4 separate regions of the Homo sapiens genome follow, and regions 1, 3 and 4 are each linked to region 2. A link is a contact called in ENCODE Hi-C or POLR2A ChIA-PET data. All regions are on one chromosome and are shown on one strand. The core of a region is the stretch at or near the end of the contact, and the rest is flanking DNA. Distances in the headings are between cores, read along the strand shown. Region 1 holds the start of YTHDF1 (YTH N6-methyladenosine RNA binding protein F1). Region 2 holds the start of MRGBP (MRG domain binding protein). Region 3 has its middle 6.8 kb from the start of RBBP8NL. Region 4 holds the start of HAR1B (highly accelerated region 1B).

What was found. A loop is a pair of places that touch in the nucleus more often than their neighbours do. ChIA-PET counts read pairs that join two places held with the same protein, here RNA polymerase II (POLR2A). Pooled maps may share reads with other maps.
Region 1: a loop to region 2 is called in a map of ascending aorta, with 4 times the contacts of the local background. The contact joins the promoter of YTHDF1 here to the promoter of MRGBP in region 2. A Hi-C loop is called at or near these places in 3 of 168 maps with a recorded cell type or tissue (ascending aorta, gastrocnemius medialis and naive thymus-derived CD4-positive, alpha-beta T cell), 2 of 37 single-sample maps with no recorded cell type and 12 of 50 pooled maps. POLR2A ChIA-PET finds 5 or more read pairs at or near these places in 1 of 52 experiments (BJ).
Region 3: POLR2A ChIA-PET joins it to region 2 with 10 read pairs in Caco-2. The contact joins the enhancer-like site here to the promoter of MRGBP in region 2. A Hi-C loop is called at or near these places in 1 of 168 maps with a recorded cell type or tissue (PC-9) and 2 of 50 pooled maps. POLR2A ChIA-PET finds 5 or more read pairs at or near these places in 1 of 52 experiments (Caco-2).
Region 4: a loop to region 2 is called in a pooled map, with 12 times the contacts of the local background. The contact joins the promoter of HAR1B here to the promoter of MRGBP in region 2. A Hi-C loop is called at or near these places in 5 of 50 pooled maps. POLR2A ChIA-PET finds 5 or more read pairs at or near these places in 2 of 52 experiments (CD4-positive, alpha-beta T cell and naive thymus-derived CD8-positive, alpha-beta T cell).

Annotation. Positions count from the first base shown.
Region 1 is chr20:63,214,799-63,219,317 of GRCh38, reverse strand. It overlaps YTHDF1 (YTH N6-methyladenosine RNA binding protein F1), which reads left to right and starts at 3,187. Exons shown (of 5, transcript NM_017798.4): 1 at 3,187-3,452; 2 at 3,717-3,741. The coding sequence starts at 3,426. RefSeq lists silencers at 2,835-3,114, 3,245-3,314.
Region 2 is chr20:62,794,102-62,798,834 of GRCh38, reverse strand. It overlaps MRGBP (MRG domain binding protein), which reads right to left and starts at 2,362. Exons shown (of 5, transcript NM_018270.6): 1 at 2,164-2,362; 2 at 1,604-1,725; 3 at 167-248. The coding sequence starts at 2,311. LOC105372716 (a long non-coding RNA gene) reads left to right here and starts at 4,554. Exons shown (of 4, transcript XR_936986.3): 1 at 4,554-4,733. RefSeq lists silencers at 2,056-2,595, 4,057-4,646 and an enhancer at 3,219-3,765.
Region 3 is chr20:62,431,765-62,436,928 of GRCh38, reverse strand. No RefSeq gene overlaps it. Among named protein-coding and RNA genes, the nearest start is that of RBBP8NL, 6.8 kb to the right of the region's middle. Within about 2 kb of position 3,233, at least 4 of the 41 ENCODE cell types and tissues checked have a DNase peak (open chromatin) inside an H3K27ac peak, as active enhancers do.
Region 4 is chr20:63,098,684-63,103,568 of GRCh38, reverse strand. It overlaps HAR1B (highly accelerated region 1B), which reads left to right and starts at 1,250. Exons shown (of 3, transcript NR_152601.1): 1 at 1,250-1,454. HAR1A (highly accelerated region 1A) reads right to left here and starts at 2,277. Exons shown (of 2, transcript NR_003244.2): 1 at 315-2,277; 2 at 1-14. RefSeq lists a silencer at 812-1,201.

The sequences.
Region 1 (4,519 bases), core at 1,938-4,437, 420 kb before region 2:
GATGAGCAACAGGTTCCCCGAGCAAGAAGGTTCCCGTCTGAAGGCAGACGGCCCACAGGGGATGGGCTCTTGTCTGTCATTGACGGCACAGGCTTAGAAATGGCAGGCTTTGTCTCAAGACCGCTGGGCCACCCAGAGGAGTGGCCAAAGCCCTCTGATCCGTTTCCATCCATGACATGAGGAGCTGCCTGCTCCCTGTGAGGGAGAGACAGTTGTCCCCTGACATTCGGTGCTGGGTGACCTCCCTTTTCCTGGCCGAGAGCTGGGCTGGGGTGTGAACCTGGGCAGGCTGGGCAGTGGACGTGGCCCTCCAAGGTTACAGGCAGCTCAACTCCTGGTTTTCTGTGACACCCTCCCAGGTCCTCAGGCCTGGCCAAGATAAAGGCTTTCCCCCCAGAGCTGGCCTGGGGACCTCAGCACCCCCTGCTGGTGCCACACCCCCTGCATTCAATTCACTTTAGGGCCCCCTGTTCCCGCCAACCAGACCTGTCCTGCCCCTGGGCAGCCCCCAGTCTCCTTCCATGTCAGGGTCAGCATGGAGCCTTCTGGAGTTCACAGCAAAAGCCTGGGTGGGTCCGGGCAGTGGCTGTGGGATCCTGCCAGCCTCTTCCCTGGCCAGTGGGGCTAGGCTGGCATGGTGGTGCCTCCTCAGGCCTCACTGTGGGGGCCTCTCCTTCCATCTACATTTGTGAGTAGAACCTACTCAGCCCCAGGAGTCACCCTCCAAAATCTCTCCATAGGCATCACTGTGAGGCCTCCCCAGTGATCTCTGTAGTGAGCTGAAGAGTGTACCCCCAAAACTCATGTCCACCTGGTACCTGCGTGACTTTATTTAGAAATAGGTTCTTTGCAGATATAATCACAAGACGATGAGGTTATCCTGGATTAGGGTGGGCTCTAAATCCAGATGAGTGTCCTTATAAGAAGAGACACAGGCACAGAGGAAAAGGCCATGAGGTGACGGAGGCGAGGAGGAAAGACCAGGAAGGGCTGCGGCCTCCACCGGAGGCTGGAGGAGGCTAGGATCCTCCCCGAGGGCCCTGGAAGGAGCTTCTGTCTCCACTTCAGCCCAGCAATACTGATCTGAGACTTCTGGCCTCCAGAACTGGGAGAGAATAAATTGCCGTTATTTTAAGCCCCCCAGTTCCGGGTACTTTGTTGAGATAGCTCCAGGAAACTGAAACACCTCCAGGGTCCTGCATTGCCGGCACTCAGCCATCTAAGAAGGCCCCTAAGCTCGGAGTGGCCACTTCCCGCAGGGCCAGTGCTGCCTCCTGTGACTGGCTGGGCATTTGTGGGTGAAGGCAGCAGGTAACAGCCAGTGTTGACAGAGCCCTGGCCTGACGCCAAGGGCTGCATACCCAGTTTCTTCCACACACTCATCCTGTGAAAGGGGAGTAATTAACCCACCACGGAGGAGGAAAGTAGGCCTGAGGCTGAAGGCCCTGTAACTGGCTGTGAGGCTCTGAACTCCAGTGGTGACCACTGCACCGTCCTGGCCCAGGGATGGGAGCTGGGTGAGAAGACAGACAGGGGCTCCAAGAGTCCGAGTGTCTACTCTGACCACCCAGACACCCCCTTGCTGCAGTCTTGGCCGCCAAACAGTTCAGTGTCCTGGGAAGCAGGCACTCAGGGCCTGCCCAGGATGCGCAGGCCTTATCACACAGAAGCAGGTGGCAGGGTGCCCCCAGGGACCCCACTGTCCCTACAATCCCCACACATCTTCTCCATGTGGGCCACCATCCTGGAAACGTGCTGTTCATTTTCGGATGTACCCCAAATGCACAGATTTCATCCTGGCCTGAGATGTCTGCCCATGGCCCAAACACATCAAAGTCCCAGGGGATCCAGATTCATCCTCAGGGCACCAGACATCCCCCAGCTCTGTTCCAGGGAAACAAGCCCAGCCCGCTTTCCCCAGCTTTAGGCGAGGCAGGGCTCCAGGGAGACCTGGAGCAACTTGGAGCAGCAGTCCTCTCTGTGGCTGACCGGCCTGCTGGGGGCAGTTTCCACCTCCTCCTGCAGCAGTGTGAGAGGCTGTCTGCTACCCCACTGATGCGGATGTCCAGGCTTGGAGCCGTCTTGGGACTCCATTGCCGTCCCTGCTGTCACTGTTCACCCTGCTTAGCGCATCTGCCCGGGCCCACTTTGTGGAAAACACTCATTTGACGTCAACCTGCCTGACACCCCATTCCAGGTCTTTCTCCTTTAGCAGGACCCAGATCCAGGCCACGTGAAGATGTTACAGCTGCCAGAGCTGGAAAGAAAAATATCAACCTGGAAGCCTCTGTAGGGAGTTAGCCACAAGGGTGGCAGGATTGGATACTGGCTGCAGGGAGCGAAATTCAACACCTTGACCAGAAGGGCGTCCAGGTTGGGGATGCTGAGGGGTTAGGAACTGAGAACTGGGCTCTCTTTGCACAGTTGCTGCTAAGAAGGGGCTGTCCATCCTCGAACAAAGATGACAAGTCCCCTGGCCCGGCCTAGGCTGGGGCACAGAGCACTGCTTTTCCTCCTGGTGATGAAATCGGGGTCAAGAATCTAACATGAGAACTTGGTTATAAGCCGGCGAGCCTCTCGCAGGTCCAGGGGTGCATCCACACAACAGCTGACCTCCGGGACCGGGCCCAGGGCTCCGCTGCGGCTGAAGGCCAGGGCCGCAAAGCGAACAAAGCCCGCAGGTCCCGCGGCAAGGGCCGAGGCGCGCGACCTGGAACACGCGGGGGCTCGGAGCTCTGGGCGGGCAGGTGTTTGCGCGCGGGGGAAGGGCAGACCGACCCCGGACAGACCCGTAGCCCAGCTGTCGGACCAGAACAGCGTTTAGTCTTCGGACCTTGGGGAAAACTACAGAGGCCTCAGTGCCGGTAGCGCGTCGGGGGTGCGGCTGTGGCCGGGGTGTGTGTGGGCGGCTGTACACCTGGCAGCAGCCCGCCAGCCCCTTCCCGCCAGGCCCCGCGGCGCCTCCGGACACGCCCCACGTGACTTCCCCGGCTCAGGGCTTCCCCGCCCAGCCGGCTGCGGTCCCCGCCCCGCCGCACGAGACTGGGACCTGAGAGCGAAATCCATCCCGTAAGACGGGAGCGCGCAGGCGCGAAGTGTGGCGGCCCGGCGCGGCGCTCCCGGCCTGCCCCGCGTGCACGCTGACGCCGCGCAGTCTCGTCCCCTGCCGCCGCCGTCGCCGCTGCTGTCGCCGCCGCCGCCGCCATTGGAGTCGACGCCTCCTCAGTGCGTCCGCGTCCCGGGCTCACCGCCGCTGCCGCCTCGCCAGGGGCCCGCGCGCCCAGCAGCCGCCGCCGCCGCCCGGCCGGCGCCCGGGGAATTGGCGGCGGGGCCCGGGGCCGCGCGAGCTAGGGTGACAGGCCCGGCCTCTAGGGGAGGCCCGAGCCGGCGGGCGCCCCGGCCCCGCGTCTAGTTGTTCATGAAGCATGTCGGCCACCAGCGTGGACACCCAGGTAGCGGGGCCGGGTTACAGGGGCCGCGGCCGGGGCCGAGGCGCGGGGTCTGGGTTGAGGTCCTGGGGCTGGAACGCAGAGCCCGGGGTCGCGGAGGCCGGGCCCAGGCGGGACCGGGGTCTCGGGGCCGGGGTCGCACGTGACCGCGCGTCGGGGCCGGCGGAGCTCGCGGCCCGTTGGAGACCAGTTCTCTGGTGAATAACTTTGTGTTTCCCTCTTCCCCCGGGTTGTGTGTACCCCACGTCCCGGCCTGCGGCGGTGCAGAGAACAAAAGGACAAGATAATAAAGGTGAGCGGAGTCCCGGGACGGCCGGCGCGGGCTGGAGTGGAGGAGGACGGGGAAGGAACGGTCCAGGAAGCTGCGTCTGGAACCGGAAACTTTCTCTCTTCCGCCAGCTTCAGGGAGATAAAACTTGAGGTTGTGCGACGATTCTGGGAGATTTGACAGGTCGAAGACAGGGGCTTCTCAAGAAGTGAATAAATGATTGCTCAGAGTAGTTTGGGCCCGTCTCTCCCCACCGCATGATCATGGATTTGCTTTGGGGAAGGGGAGGTAGGAGAGCCGGGTGGACATGGCCGCAGGGGTTGAGCGACTTGCCTTTTTCCGCCCAGCAGGGGCTGCTCTAGGAGAGGGGCAGTCCAAGGTTCTGCAGGCTAAGCTCCACATCCCCGGTAGTTGCAGCCCGTTTTCCAAGTCTGTTAGCATCTCCTGTGACATTATGGCTTGGGATAAACCCTCAGAGCGCACTCATGTGAAAACTGTTAAGTGACACTTCACGTTTACTTGGAACACTTTTTTAGCCAGTTTGTGTGTCAGCTCAGGTGTAACCAAATACGGTTCATCGTGTTTTAAGATTGGAAAAGGCCCAGCACTTTATTTACCTTTGCTTGCTTTTTCTGGCTGAGCATAATAACAGTGGGAAGGTAAGTGGTGTAAAAGGAAAACCAGTCTTGGGGCACCCAAATCACTGAGCCAAAGGGAGAAAGCTACGCTGAGAACTGCTGAGGGCAAACCTGCCTCCCATTCTATTCCTGAAAAAGATAGCTTCTAAGACAAAAAAAGTTAC
Region 2 (4,733 bases), core at 1,113-3,612:
CTCTCCAATCCCGGAGGTTCCAAGACCACCCAAGCACAGGTAGGGCGGGGTCTGCGCTGGACCCTCACACCTCCCTGGAGGCCCGGGGTCCTCACCCTCACCTCCCTGCCCTTGGCCAGGGTCTGGCCTTTTCTGAATCCCAAGCCCAACCTTTCCCGAGCCTCACCTTCTCGGACCTCCTGAATGATCTCTTCTGGAAGGACGAAGTTCCTCTCTGGATTCGGGAATGGAAGAATCTCAGACTCATGCTGATATCAAATAGAGAGTTTTGTTTAAGAAACAAGGGTGAAGATGCAGTTTCAAGAAGTCACTAGAGCCGTGTAAGAGCCACTTGGGGAGAGGCCAATGAGCACACATCACTGTGTTGGAGGCTGCGGCGGGCGGGGCAAGGGCAAAGGGCATTTCTTCTTTTTGTGAACAGCGCCTGCCACAGCTGGGCTTTCCAGACAGACCCAGGGAGGGCAGAACCAGCGGCAGCAGATGCAGGAGTCAGGAAGACCCACCGGGGCCAGCATCACTAAGGCGGGCCCTGAGGACCGGGCAGCCCTGGTGACACACACCTGTGGGCTCCGCCTGCCCAGCACGGCCTGCAGTCTCACCATGAGACTGCGTTCCCCAAGGCGGCATGCAGAGGGCACAGTGACAGCCCTGGGGAAAGGCCGCAGGCACCTCGAGTTCTCATCCACGTGGCAGGAGCCCATGGACACCGAGGGTGTCGGTTGGGAGCGCCACAGGCACAGAACCAGGCAAAGAAGAAGAGAGTGCTTGCCAGGCACTGCCCTCCTGAGGTCGCACAGACCAGAGGGAGAGACCTATGTCATACTGATGGCCGGTGTGGCCCTGAGTCCAACGTGGCTGGCACAGACTCTCCACCAGCACAGGTCCCCACTCCTCCTGGTCACCTGACCCCTGACCCCCACCCCACTCTCCAAGTACACCACCTTCTTTGAGCTCCTGGACCCACCACCTCCTGCTGCCACAGGGCCTGGAACACCCACCTGTCTCTTCTGGCCACCCTGCTTACCTAGTTAACCCGCTCGCCCGTCACACAGTGCCAGCTCCAAGCTCTGCGAGGACTGGAACTCTACTTGTCTGACTCCCACAGAAGTCACCAAATTCACCTTGGTGTGACTCAGATAGGGTCACCCTCTGCCTAAAGCACTTCGGGGGCCTCCCAGGAGGCTGACAATGGCCTAAGGGCCCGGGACTCTGCATCCTTCCCTCCCTCCCCAGGGTCTCAGCTGGAGACTCTGGCCCAGCACCCAGTCTAAAGCAGAGCCCCTGAAAAGCTAGCCAGCTGCTAGCACTGTGTTTGTGCTTTCCATGACAGGCTCTGGAGCCCCGGGATGTCCTCCTTAAGGACGAGCCTCACTGCAGGGGTCTCTGCCCAGGGGACCCCAGCAGGCACGGAGGGGCCTCTGCCCAGCTCAGGCTGACCCTGAGAGCTCACTGCAGACCCCAGCAGGCATGGAGGGGCCTCTACTCTGCCCAGCAGACCCCAGCAGACATGGAGGGGCCTCTGCCCAGCTCAGGCTGACTCTCAGAGAGCGGTGTGCGGGTTCGTGCCCCCATCGGGCGGCACAGGGAGGGCGGTTGGGCTCACCAGCGCCTGCATGTCGTACATGGTGCTCAGATGGTCCCAGATGACCTTGGATGGGACCTGCCGCCCGATGTTCTGGCTGAACTTGTCCCGAATACAAATCATGTGGAAGTGTCGGTTCACACCTGAGGGGAGGAGGGGCGGCGGGATAACCGGTGAGCGGTGAGGAGAAAGGGGATGGAGGGGACGGGCTGCCCTGGGGACTGGAGGGGCAAGGGTGGCTGCGGAGAGATGGGGAGGGCCAGGGTGTGGAGGGGCTGTGGGGGGGCAGGGCTGGGTGGTGTGTGTGGGAGGGGGTGGGCTGTCCCGGGGCGGGGGTGGGGGTGGGGCACTGCGGGCTGGGACCTCGCGGTCTCACGGGGGTAGGGGTCGTGGGCGGGGTCCGGGGCGGGGTCCGAAGGGCGCGTGGGAGGGGGCGGGGGTCCCGGGACGGGTGTGGCGGCGGTGTCACGGCCCGGGCTCGGCGGGGAGCGTGGGGGCGAGGGTGTCGCGAGCGCAGGCCCCGCCCCGCCCCGCCGGTTGCCCGCCCCGCCCCCACGCGCGTCCGCAGCCTGGGCGCTCACCGACGGGCTTGTGGCCCAGCATGGCGTGGAAGAGGCACACCTCCACCTCGGGGCTCCACACCACTGTCTCCTCCGCCGGGCTGGTGGCCGCCTCCCCCGGGCCCTTGTCGCCTGCGGCGCCCCCGCCGCCCACCTCGGCCTCTCCCATGGCCGCGGCCCGGCCGAGCAAGGAGCCCCCGGCGGGAGCAGGCGCGGCCACGAGCTCCGCGCAGGCGCACTCGGGGGCGGGCGCGCGCTCCGCCGGGTACGCGCTCGGGCTCACGCGCCGGCGTCGGCGCAGGCGCAGCCGAGGTCTCGGGTCCCTTCCCGCCGGGGACTCCGCCCTGCTCCGCCCCGCGCGGGGGTTCTTAAAACGTGTTCCTCTTTAAAGCACAGTAAGAAATACACTGCACCCAAACAAAAAAGTCTGTGCTTCAAAGGAAACCATCAGAAAAGTGAAAAGACGACCCACAGATGAGAGAAAATATTTGCAAATCCTATATCTGATAATGAACTTCCTTGTAGAAGGTATAAATAATTCTTATAACTCGATAATAAAAAGACAATCTAACTATAAAACGGCTAAGGATTTGGATACACATTTTTCCAAAGAAGATGTACAGATGGGCCGGGCGCGGTGGCTCACGCCTGTAATCCCAGCACTTTGGGGGGCCGAGGCGGGCGGATCACCTGAGGTCAGGAGTTCGAGACAAGCCTGGCCAACATCGTATAACCCCGTCTCTACTAAAAATACAAAAAAAGTAGCCGGGCGTAGTGGCGGGCGCCTGTAATCCCAGTTACTCGGGAGGCTGAGGCAGGAGAATCGCTTGAACCCGGGAGGCAGTGAGCCGAGATCGCGCCATTGCAATCCAGCCTGGGCAACAAGAGCGAAACTCCGACTCGAAAAAAAAAAAAAGATGTACAGATATGGCTAATGAGCACCATCGGTCACGCGAAACTAGAATCAGCCCGCGTGGGGACCCCCTGCCCCGCCGAGACCGCCACAACCACGCGGCCGGGGTGACGAGTGCTGCGAGGGTCAGGGCTCGGGACCCTCGTGCGGTCGTGCTGTGCGGTCAGATGGGCCGCTGCTGCGAAAGACAGTCTGGCCGTTCCTTCAACGATGGAACCGTCTCCCTAGGAAGCAGCAGCTCCGTGGCGGGCGCCCGCGGCAGTGGAACAAGACACAGGTTCAGGCTGGGACCCGCAGCCGCGAGGCAAGCGCCGCCCCCAACCCGGGGCTGAACCTGCGAGGGGCGCCCGGAGCGCGGGCACCCGCACGGCGCAGCCGCGTTCAGCCTAAAAGCAGCGAGCGCGGACTGCGGCAGCGTGGGTGCGGGCTGAGACGAAAGTCAGAGAATTCAGACACGAAAATACACAGCATGGGAATCCATTCACAGGAAGAGCCAGAACTGGCAACTCCATAGGAATAGAAAGTAGATGCACGGTTGCCGGGGACGGGGGAGGGGGAGGGAAACGCGAGTCACTGCGGATGGGGACCGGCTTCTTTTTTGTTTGTTTTTGAGGCAGAGTCTCGCTCTGTTGCCCGGGCTGGGGTGCAATGGCACGATCTCGCCTCACTGCAACCTCTGCCTCTTGGGTTCAAGCGATTCTACTGCCTCAGACTCCCGGGTAGCTGGGACTACAGGCGCTCACCACGGCCGGCTAATTTTTGTATTTTTAGTAGAGACGCGGTTTCACTATGTTGGCCAGGCTGGTCTCGAACTCTTGACCTCAGGTGATCCTTCCTCCTCGGCCTCTCAAAGTGCTGGGATTACAGGCTTGAGCCACCGCGCCCGGCCGGGCCCAGCTTCATTTTAAGGAGGTGAAATGCTCTGGAATTAGATAGTGGCCACGGTTGCTCGCAACAAAACCCCACCGAATCGTGCGCTTTAAGCGGGTGAACTTAACGGTCTCAATAAAGATGTTAAGGAAAAAACAAAACCAGAAACCCCACAATTACTGCAGGCATAGGGCTCGCTGCCCGGGTCTGGGTGCGGGACGGAGGGGCTCACGCCCGCCCCCAGAGTCCAGCGCCTGCTGGGAGAAAGGGCAAGTAGGGGGTCCGGCCCTGCCGGCCTTGACCGCCTGCCTCCGACTCCCGGCCGCCGCGCAGCCCAAGCTCTGGGGAAGCGTTAACCGCGGGTCGCTGCGGAGGCCCCACCGCGGGGCGGGGCCGGGGCCGGACGGTGAAGAGGGGGCGAGATCAGGGCGGGGCCTAGGCTGGGGCCGGGCGGGGAAGCGCTCGGGAGGGCGGCTCGGGGGCGGGTCAGGGGCGGGGCCGCCAGGTCAAAACGCATCCATGACGAGCTTAAGGCGGCCTCCAATCAAGGCCGCCGCGGCCTCCGGCTCCGCCCGCTCCGCCTCTGCCTCCGCCTCCGCCTCCGCCCTGCCCTCACGGGCTTCTCTCCGCCCCATTCCCTCTCGGCCACGCCCACCACGGCCCACTGGCCAGGGAGCCGCTACGCAGATGTTTTCGCCTCTGCGGGTGTAGGCTCCGGGTCGGGCTTCCGGGTCCCTTTCCTGGCTCTGGCGCCTTCCAGCTGTGTGACCGGGCGAGGCCCTGAGCCTCTTGAGGGTTCAGTGCCCTC
Region 3 (5,164 bases), core at 1,984-4,483, 360 kb after region 2:
TGAGGGCTTTAGGGGGCACTGGGGCATGGGGCTGTGGTGTGAAGTGAAGGCCTTTGCGGTCAGTCTGGGGCCTCAGGGGCCAGCACAGACCAGCTCTGTCTGAGAGGTGGGGTCACAGTCCAAAGGTCATGGGCAGGTTCTGACCCTGCCCTCCCCACTGTGCAGCCTGGACAGTTCACTTCACCTCTCTGAGCCTCCATTTTCTGATCTTTAAATTGCGACAAATACCAACAAGAAATACTAAAATTTAAAAGGCAGAAAATACCAAGTGTTGGAAAAGACGTGGAGGAACTGGAACGCTCCTGTGCCCTGGCAGGAATGAAAGGGCATGGCCACCGTGGGTAGCAGATGGGCAGTTTCCTGTAAAGTTACACAGATGCTTATCACAGGGCCTGGCCATCCGCGCCTGGGTTCCTGGAAAACCGGCACACGGATGTTTATCGCAGCTCCGTTCACAATCACCAAAAAGTGCAAATGACCCAGACGGCCATTGCAGGTGAATGGGTGAGCAGAGTGCCACCCACACAAGGCACATGTGCCACACACACAGGCCTCCAGTCCATTGTTCTGGCAGACATCAGAGCCACACAGAGCACCACTGCAGGGCAGGTGAGCCCCAGAATTGGGGCTTAGCCCACAGGGGTTCTTGGCTTCGCCCAGGAAAGAATTTAAGGGTGAGCCGGTGGCGTTAGCAGCTTTGATTGAAGCGGCCGTGCACAGCAGCAGCAGAGGGACCCCTCCTTGTGAGGTAGGACTCCCCCACAGGCAGCGAGCCCAGAGCAGCTGCTCAGAGGCAGTGCTGCACTCATATTCATACCTGCATTCTGAATTTTTAGAAAAAGAGTGGTACTTCCAAGTCATCACCATGGAAAGGGGGAGTAACTCCCAAGTGTCGCCGTGGCAATGGTAAACTGGCCTGGCACTGGTGGGTATCTTATGGAGAGATGCCTCTTCCCTGTCTCAGCCAGTCTTCAATCTGGTCCAGAGTTTCAGCCCTGTCTCTAGGGTCAAGTCCCACCTCCCGCCTCAGTGTGGTTCCATTTATACAAAATCCTATAAGAGAATTAATCTCCTGCAATAGAAAGCAGGGCATGGGGTGAAACTCACTAGGAAGAGGCATCCAGGAGCCCGTGGTGACCAGAACGTCCTACATTGTGATCTGGAGTCACACGACTGTCCGTATCTGTCAGAACTCATTGAACTGGACACTTGAGATGAAGCGTGTCCTTATATGAACTTGTGAATTCTTCAGCAAAATGTCCGTGACCAGGTAAATGCTCGATAGAGGTCATGATTCTTCAACAGGTGCTCCTCTGAGGGAGAGAAAACGTGTCTCAAATCCTGAGCAAAACACCTAAAAGAGCCGAAGGCAGGAGTGTGCCTGGACACCCACAGCAGCCTCTTCCCAGCCAAAAGTGGAGGCCACCCAGATGCCCATCAGCGGATGAGCAGATCACTGCAGTCCGTCCATGCAGCCCAGAACTTAACAGGAGCGAAGCACAGGTGCAAGCTACCATGGAGGTGAATCTCAAAAGCACAGTGCTCAGGAAAAGAAGCCACGCACAAGAGACTGCACGTGGCGTGGATACGGTGACACGAAACACCCAGCTGGCAAATCCGGGGACAGAAGCAGGGCAGTGTCGCCAGGGCTGAGGGAGGGATGGGGAGGACCTGCTAATGGGCACAGGGTCTCCTTTTGGGGGCAGGAAAATGTTTTGGAACTAGGTCAAGGTGCTGGCTCATGACAGAGTGAATGCGCTAAACACCCCTGAACTGACTCCCTTAAAATGAGTGATTTTATTTCATGGAAATCTCACCTTAGTAATAAGCATCTTAAACCCTGAGCAAAGCCTTGGCAGATCCTCACCCTGGGTGTGCCCGTGTCCCAGGGGTCCTCACGCAGGCACAATGGGGCAAGAGAGAGCTGCAAAGAGCCCTCAGGCCCCGAATTCCCCACTGACTCCAGCACAGAGCACAGCCGTGGGTAAGGGGCACAGCCAGCGAAGAAAAGGGATCAGTCCATCCCTCGCCCACAGGCGCATTCACCCAGGTCAATCCATCCCTCGTCCACAGACGCTCATCAGCGCCTGCTGCACGCAGATTCCAGGGTGGAAGGAGCTGGTCCCTGGGTCTGGGGGACTCGGCCCCACATGTGGTTGCATGGCTCAGGCCAGGACCTCGCCCCTGACACCCCAGGCATCCATGGTGCCATCCACGGTGCCATCCACGGTGCCTTCCACTGCCCCTTCACTTGCTCCTTTTCCAAGGGTCATTCAAGCCGATCTGTCACATAAAAATTTAAACCTGCACCAGAGGAAATTGTCATCCGACAAGGAGCATGTGGCAAGCCAGGAGGATTTCCTTCTGGAAAGGGCTTGGGTGAGACCGAGTCCTCTGGGTGTCCCCATCCACGCTCCCTGATCATGCCCCAAAACAGGAGGGCCTGGGCTTCCTGGAGGCCCTGTTCCTGCCATGTGTCCCACTGCCGAGCCATGCAACTGTTTGGACAACCCCAATGCCCTCGTCCTCTATCTCGGCTTTCCAAACCCTTCCCAAGGAGGAAGCTTCTAACTGAGCCGAAGGTTCACACAGAGGCTGCCAGAGCTGGCCAAGTTCATCAAAGCCAGGCGGCCCCTCCCCCGCCATGTCCCCATCCAGGACTCTGGCTCGGGCGGTGACGGATACTTCAGTCTCCCTTCCCACATCCTCATCATTTAACTTTCTTTTAGGCCATAAAATTCTGACTTTTAATATTTTCAACTCTAGTTTCTCATAAAACAACAATATTAGTATTTCTTTAAAGACACATAGACCATTAATGTATCTTTATGATGTGCGTGGGATCTGTGATGTATGGACCGTGCCTCCCCGACACCAGGCTCCTGGCCACAAGGCACAGGTTATGACATCTCGATCTGACACAGTCTCCGTGTGCTGCAGGACGACGCGGTTTTATTATCTGTGACGTGCCAGCAGACAGCCCAGCTCAGTCCGGGGATCGCTCCCATCACAGACACCTCCTTGTCCCTGCTCCGGCCTGCCCTCCAAAATCACGGATCAAGTTATCCCGACCGACAGAGATTTATGGTCCCATTTTACTCTCGTTAAATTCCCACAGCTCAAGGAAGCTGAGGCCACTCCGTGCAGACGCCCGGTCTGGGAGCGCTGCCACAACTGTTTCTAGCCAGGGAACAAAGTCAGCAGAGAGGAAGTCCAGAAGCACTGGCCAGGCTCGAGGTGGCCATCGCTGCCCCGTGGCAGCCCCTGCCAGCCTGAGCCATCATCCCTCCTCTGTCCGGCCCGTCTGCCAAGGCTGGCACTGCCCTGGAAAATGGTGACAAAATAAGAACCATCTCAGGAGTGTCGCTAGGACCCTCAGTGAGTGGCACAGCCCTGGGCCCTGGCACAGAACCCCTCTCATTTAACCCACACCCTCCAGGAGAGAGGCACCAAGGCAGCCCCACTGTCTCAAAAAGGAAGCTGAGGTCAGAGGTCAAAATGGCCCGGGGTACCCGCTGGTTCACCCCCAGGCACCTCTGCCCCCTCCCCGGAGCCTCCACCCCACACATCCCAGGCAAGAGCCCAACCAGGACTTGGCCTGGGAAGACCCCTCCCAGCCATCCCCCCAGTTCCACACACAGGGTCCCCATTCCACAGGTACCCTCATTTTCATAATATTTAACAAAGGTATAGGAACAAATAGTTTAGCCAGAGTAAAAGGCTTCTGTCGGCTCTTTAGGAAACACAGCCCTCCCCTAAACCACTCCCCAGTTCTCACCAAGCAGGGCCCATCCCGTCTCAGCCCAGAGGAACCTTTAGGCTTTGCCTCTTAGCACTTGAGTTTTCTGGGTAAGACACAACCCACCAGGGCCAGGCACGGTGGCTCACACCTGTAATCCCAGCACTTTGGGAGGCCGAGGCGGGAGGATCGCTTGAGCCCAGGAGTTCAAAATCAGCTTGGGCAGAAAAGAGAGACCCCCATCTCTACAAAACATTTTTAAAAATTTAGCCAAGCATGGTGGCGTGTACCTATGGTCCCAGCTACTCAGGAGGCTGAGGTAGGAAGATAACTTGAGCCCAGGGGTTCAAGGCTGCAGCAAGCTATGGTCTTACCACTGCACTTCAGCCTGAGCAACAGAGCAAGACCCTGCCTCAGAGAAAAAGAAAGGAAGAAATGTTTATGAAGTACCACCATATGCCAGGGGCCAAGACAGCAATGAACGGGCAAACACTTCCTGTCTCAAGAAGGTAGCACCCTGAAGACCCCTGAGCCAATACACAGTTTCTACCCAAGACTTGCATCTTACAGGCCTGTTGGGAAAAGGCCTGACCTACCTACAGTCATGGAGGGCTTCCCTGCAGAGGGGTGCTTGGATGCCCAAGAGCTGGCTGGGAGAGGGAGGGGAGCAGCCACAGGGGACTCCAGTCCGTTGGGGATCTGTGGGCCGGTCCAGGAGGGATCAGACCCTAAGGCTCTGAGGAGGCTGATGGCTGTCCTCACCTCGGTGGCAGATGAAGGTCTCAGGGAGGGGTCCACTCACCCCAGCCTGGGCCCCGTGTGCTGCTGTGTCCTATCTTTAGAGCAATCTGATGAGGCGGAGGCATAGGCAAACCCTTACAGGACAGAGGCCGGAGACGGGCACCATGCCCAGGTCTCCCTACCAGGCCCATTCTCCGGCCACACCTTGGGACCCTGGAGCCGATTCCACCCCACACTCTCACAGCCCCAAGAGTAAGGGACTCGCCTGCCTCACCCTAATCCTGTCTTTATATAAAACTTGGTTATTTGGTTCATTGTGAATTTTTCCCATTAATTTAGACTTCTTAAAAATACTACAGTGGCTGGGCGCGGTGGCTCACACCTGTAATCCCAACACTTTAGGAGGCCAAGGCAGGTAGATTACCTGAGGTCAGGAGTTCAAGACCAGCCTGACTAATATGGTGAAACGCCGTCTCTACTAAAAATACAAAAATTAGCTGGGCGTGGTAGCGCATGCCTATAGTCTTAGCTACTCCGGAGGCTGAGACAGGAGAATCACTTGAATCCTGGAGGCAGAGGTTGCAGTAAGCCGAGATCGTGCCACTGCACTCCAGCCTGGGCAACAAGAGCGAAACTCTGTCTCAAAAAAGTAAACGAAAGTTAAACTTAGGGTTACCATAAGCC
Region 4 (4,885 bases), core at 1-2,500, 310 kb before region 2:
TCAGAGCTGAGACTCTGGAGGGAACGGAGGGGCAGGGACATCCCAGCCTCATCCACAAAGGCCCCCTGCACGACGATCCTCCCTCCCGCTCTGCTCCTCTGCTCCCCGCTCCTTCCTCCTTCCTCCCCGCTCCCTCCTCCCCACTCCTCCTTCCTCCCCGCTCCCTCCTCCCCACTCCTTCCTCCCCGCTCCCTCCTCCCCGCTCCCTCCTCCCCACTCCTCCTTCCTCCCCGCTCCCTCCTCCCCACTCCTTCCTCCCCGCTCCCTCCTCCCCACTTCCTCCTCCCCAATGCTAGAAACAGGCCCCTCCGCACCTTGCCCTGGCTGCAGAACGCAGCTTAATTACATGGTCTGCGGGTTGGGGCCCTGAGCGAGGCTGGGGCTGGTTCTTGGCCAAGACGCCTCCCCAGCCGGCTCAGCCTCCATCAGAAGCGGCAGCTCTGATTGGCCACCGTGCACCGCGTGGAGCGCCGTTCCTCGCAGCGAGTTCATGAGGCATTTCACTGGGGGCCCGGGCACCCGCCTTGACATCAATTACGCCAAAATTAAGTGGCAGCGTCCACTGCGTGGGGCCCGAGCTGTGGGGCCTCTTCCGTCTCCCGGAGCCCAACCGCGGGCCCCTGCGCCCCGGCAGGCAGGATCTCACCGCAGGGGCGGCGGTGGGGAGGGGAGGTCAGGCCCGCTTCCCCGGAGCGGCCCGCAGCTCCCGGCCCAGGTTCCCAGGCTGCAGCGTGAGGGGCGCGCAGCGGGGCCGGGTGGGCTGGGGCCGGCGCGGAAAGCCCTCGCCCTGAAAGCCCAGGCCGGCCCCAGCCCACGGCGCTCGCGCCCACCGTGCCGCGCGGGCCACCGCCCACCCGGGGGCTGGTTAGAAACGCGGACTCTGCCCCTTCGCGCCGCCTCCGGGGCTCACGGGCGCCCGAGTCGGAAGCCCCGCCCTGGGGAGGCCGGTCTCCTCGCGAGGGCCTGGGCCGCTCTGGGCGCTCGGCCCGCGTGTCGGGGGCTCCCCGGGGCGCCCTGGGCTCCTGCTGCTGTTTCTTCCTGGCCGGCCTTGAGGTGCGGAGCCCCCGGGCTCTGCTGAGGGCCTCCCGGCCCCGTGGCCTCGGTGACCTCGGTTCAGGCGTCCGTGACCGTCTCGCCTGGTGGCTCCGCGCCGCTGACCTCGGCACGCCGCGGGCCTTCCTCCTCTTGCGGACCGGAGGGAGAGCCGGGCGCAGAGACCGAGGCACAGTCGCGCGGCGCGGCGTTCCGCGTGACCCTGCGGTTAAAACCCGCGCGCTGCAGCATCGCGGAAAACGGGATTCGCCTCATTTGAAACTTGAGGAAAATCTCTAAACACTTTCATTTTGATAGAAACCATTTCCGCCGCTGACGTGCGTCTACGCCCATCATTTCAGCTGACACGTTGCTGTAACGTCTCCTCCGTTTCATGCTCTTTCGAACCCTGTCAGCTGCGGGTAAGACTGTAGAAAAGAGAGGGGAGAACAGGGCCCAGCCGGTGGCGCCGGCGTCTTAGCAGCCGATTGCGCAGCTCCCGGGCGCGGCGGAGAGTCCGGGCTCGTGGGGAGCGCCGGCTCCAGAGCCCGCGGAGCAGCAGCCCAGACTCCCAAGACGGAGGGCACCGGGCGGGCGCACACACTAACCCACGCAGGGGACACTCAGGCTCTAACTCACGTGCACACACGCTCACATGTACACACGCACACACGCACCCGGACGTACACACACAGCTGTCGCCTACCACACACATTCATACTCCATTCACACTGCAGGATGTGCAAATGTGTGTGACAGAGAGAGGAGGGAGAGAGAGGGGGAGAGAGAGGGAGAGAGAGGGAGAGAGAGGGAGGGGGAGAGAGGGAGAGGGAGAGGGGGAGAGGGAGGGAGAGGGAGGGGGGAGAGAGGGAGAGGGAGAGAGAGAGGGAGAGGGAGAGAGAGGGAGAGAGAGGGAGAGAGAGGGAGAGAGGGAGAGAGAGAGGGAGAGAGAGAGAGGGAGAGAGAGAGAGAGAGAGAGAATGTGCCTCTCAGGAATGGTCAAATATCCTCCTGACACACCTGGTTGGCCCAATGCAGGGACAGAGAGGGGGATGACCTGATGGCTTTGCCTTCCACCCACCCAGCGCCTGCCCATCAGTACAGCAGGGCTGCCCTGCCCGCCTGCGACCCACCTTTCCCGACAGCCTGTGTGCTTTCTCCCCGAGTCTCCAGGACAGCCCACTAGTGGCATGGCGGTTCCCTGGGTGGGAGGAGCGGAACCCTTCAGGCCCCCTCAACACTCCCCCAAAACCTCCCTGGGGGCCCCCACTGGCTTCAGCGCCCTGCAAAAGGCTGACTAGGATCCATGTGCACACTCCGTGTGCCACTGCTGCCAGGGCCCCCAGCCCCAGGCTGCCTCCCTCCCTCTCTGTCAGGAGCTGGGTTGGCCTGGGAGGGTTGTGGTGCCGCTGACTGCTCCCGGGCAGGGGCCATCTCATCTCTGTTCTCACCGTGCAGGCAGCAGCAGGAAGGGAGGCAAAAGGAGGGAGTGGGGAGAAGGAGGGGGCGCTGACCACATGAAGAGACGCTTCTTCCCTGGTGCTCCATCTCCCTCCCCGTCCCCCAGTGGACACCCTGGACCAAGCTGAGCCCACAAGGGTGCCCACCCTGCATGCTTGTCCCCATCAGCTCCGTGTGGCCCCCTCAGGCAGTTTCCACAGTGAGCTCAGGTGCAGCAGGGGTCCCGAGCACAGAAATGACCAGGAGACCCTGGCCCTGCCCCTGGGGCCCTAGAAACAGCTCCTGCTCTTGAATTCCCCACCCCTGTGTGCTCAATTTCTCTGGGCCTCTGGGTGCTTTTGAGGTTCCTGGCATTTACCAAGGAGAAAGATGCAGGAGGGGAGGCTGCAGGGCTGTGGGGATGGTGAAGTCCAACCCAGCCACCCCCAGCAGGATGGTGTGTGGGGCCGGACACCTACCAAGATCTCTTCCCAGCTTTTCTGTGGGAAGGAGCCGGCCAGGGCCAGAACCCTGGCTGAGACATGAAGCTAAAAGTGCCTGAGGACTTGGTCCCAGGTCTCTGTCCTCCTCCCCAAATGCCTCCGGAGCCTTCATCTCTTCAGGCACCTCACTCACTTCCACCCAACCCCGCCTGCCCTGGGCGGACCCTCCCCCAGCTCTGCCCTCCCCCACACCCCAAACCCACCCTCCCCATTCTGTTAAAACAAAGCCCCTCTTAGCAGGGTATGTCACGTGGCGCTGCCGAATTATTCCATTAATTTATTATTCATGATGAAAAATTATTCTAATAACATTTCCATACTATTAATATTCCAAAGACGAGCCGTTGAGAGCCCCTTCCTGCGGCCTCCTCTTGGCGAGAGCCAACTCTATTTTTAACAAAGTGTATTGAAATTTAAATCTAATCACCCACAATATGCTACGTTTCACAAATACGCTCTCAAAGAGTCTGTGAGAGGAGCCAGGCCCGGTGGTCCCGGAGGAGGCAGGCGGGTGGGCCCCTGCCGTGGGCGTTGGAGGTGCCATTCTCGGCTGCCCCCAGCCCTGCAGATGGAATCTCTGTGCCACAGCCCCTTTCCTCACTGGGGGAGCCGGGCCAGGCGACCCCTCCTTGCTGCTTCTCTCCCTCCCTCCTTCCTTTTTTTCCTTGTCCCACCCCTCAGTCCATCCAGAGACTCTCAGAGTTTGGCTCTAGGCAGGGGGTATACGGGGGTCTCTAACGGGAGCTGACGTCTGAGGTCAGGCGTCCTCAGGAGAGGGTGGAGCCGCTCCCTGGCTGAGACAACCTTTTCTGACCACTCCCTCCTCCCTTTGGCTGCCTTCTCTATGTGGAGGGGTCTTTGGCCCCACCCCCAATGCACACTGCAGCCCAAGGTGGGCTGGAGTCCAGCTGCCCAGGGAGGGTCCTCATGGGCACCTTGGGGGACATCTTGTCTTGTTCCCTCTTCCGAGGTCGTGCCACATGCCTGCTGCACACAGACACCTCCGTCCATTGCTCAGTCATACGTGTACACACAGGCAGCCTCAATCATCCATCCGGCAGGGGGGGACCTCCTTCTGTCTGGGCTGGACATGGAAGAATGTCTGTGGGAACGGGAGGGTATGAACGTCACAGGAGACAAACAAGGTCTGCAGAAAATACTGAGGGAGCTGCCTTGATAGGAGGTGAAGGGGCAGGGGGAGGTGAAGGGCCAGATGTCTCCCAGGAGGGAAGGGAGGAAGAAGGACCAGGTGCCTTCCTGAGGGGAAAGACCAGGCACCTCCTTGGGATGGGAGACTTCTACAAGAGAAGAGAAGCAGCTCTTCCAGGTGGGTCTGAGGGAGGAAGGGATGGGGGTGAGAACTTGGGTTGGGGAGGACACTCTTGTCTCCATTAAACTGGAAGTAGGATGTGAGATATAGGGGCCAGTGAGCAGGAGGCCATGGAGGAGAGCAGAGCGGCTCATGGAGAGCCTGTCATCCATTCATCCATCCATTAATTCATTCACCCATTCATTCATTCATCTATCCTTCCATGCATCTGTCATCCATCCATCATCCATGATCCATCCATGCATTCACCCATCTATCCATCCACCCACTCATTCATTCATCTATTAATCCATTCACCCATTCTTTCATTCATCTATCCTTCCATGCATCTGTCATCCATCCATCATCCATGTTCCATCCATGCATTCACCCATCTATCCATCCACCCACTCATTCATTCATCTATTAATCCATTCACCCATTCTTTCATTCATCTATCCTTCCATGCATCTGTCATCCATCCATCATCCATGATCCATCCATGCATTCACCCATCTATCCATCCATCCACTCATTCATTCATCTATTAATCTATTCATCCATCATCCATTCATTTATCCATCCATCATCCATCCATCAA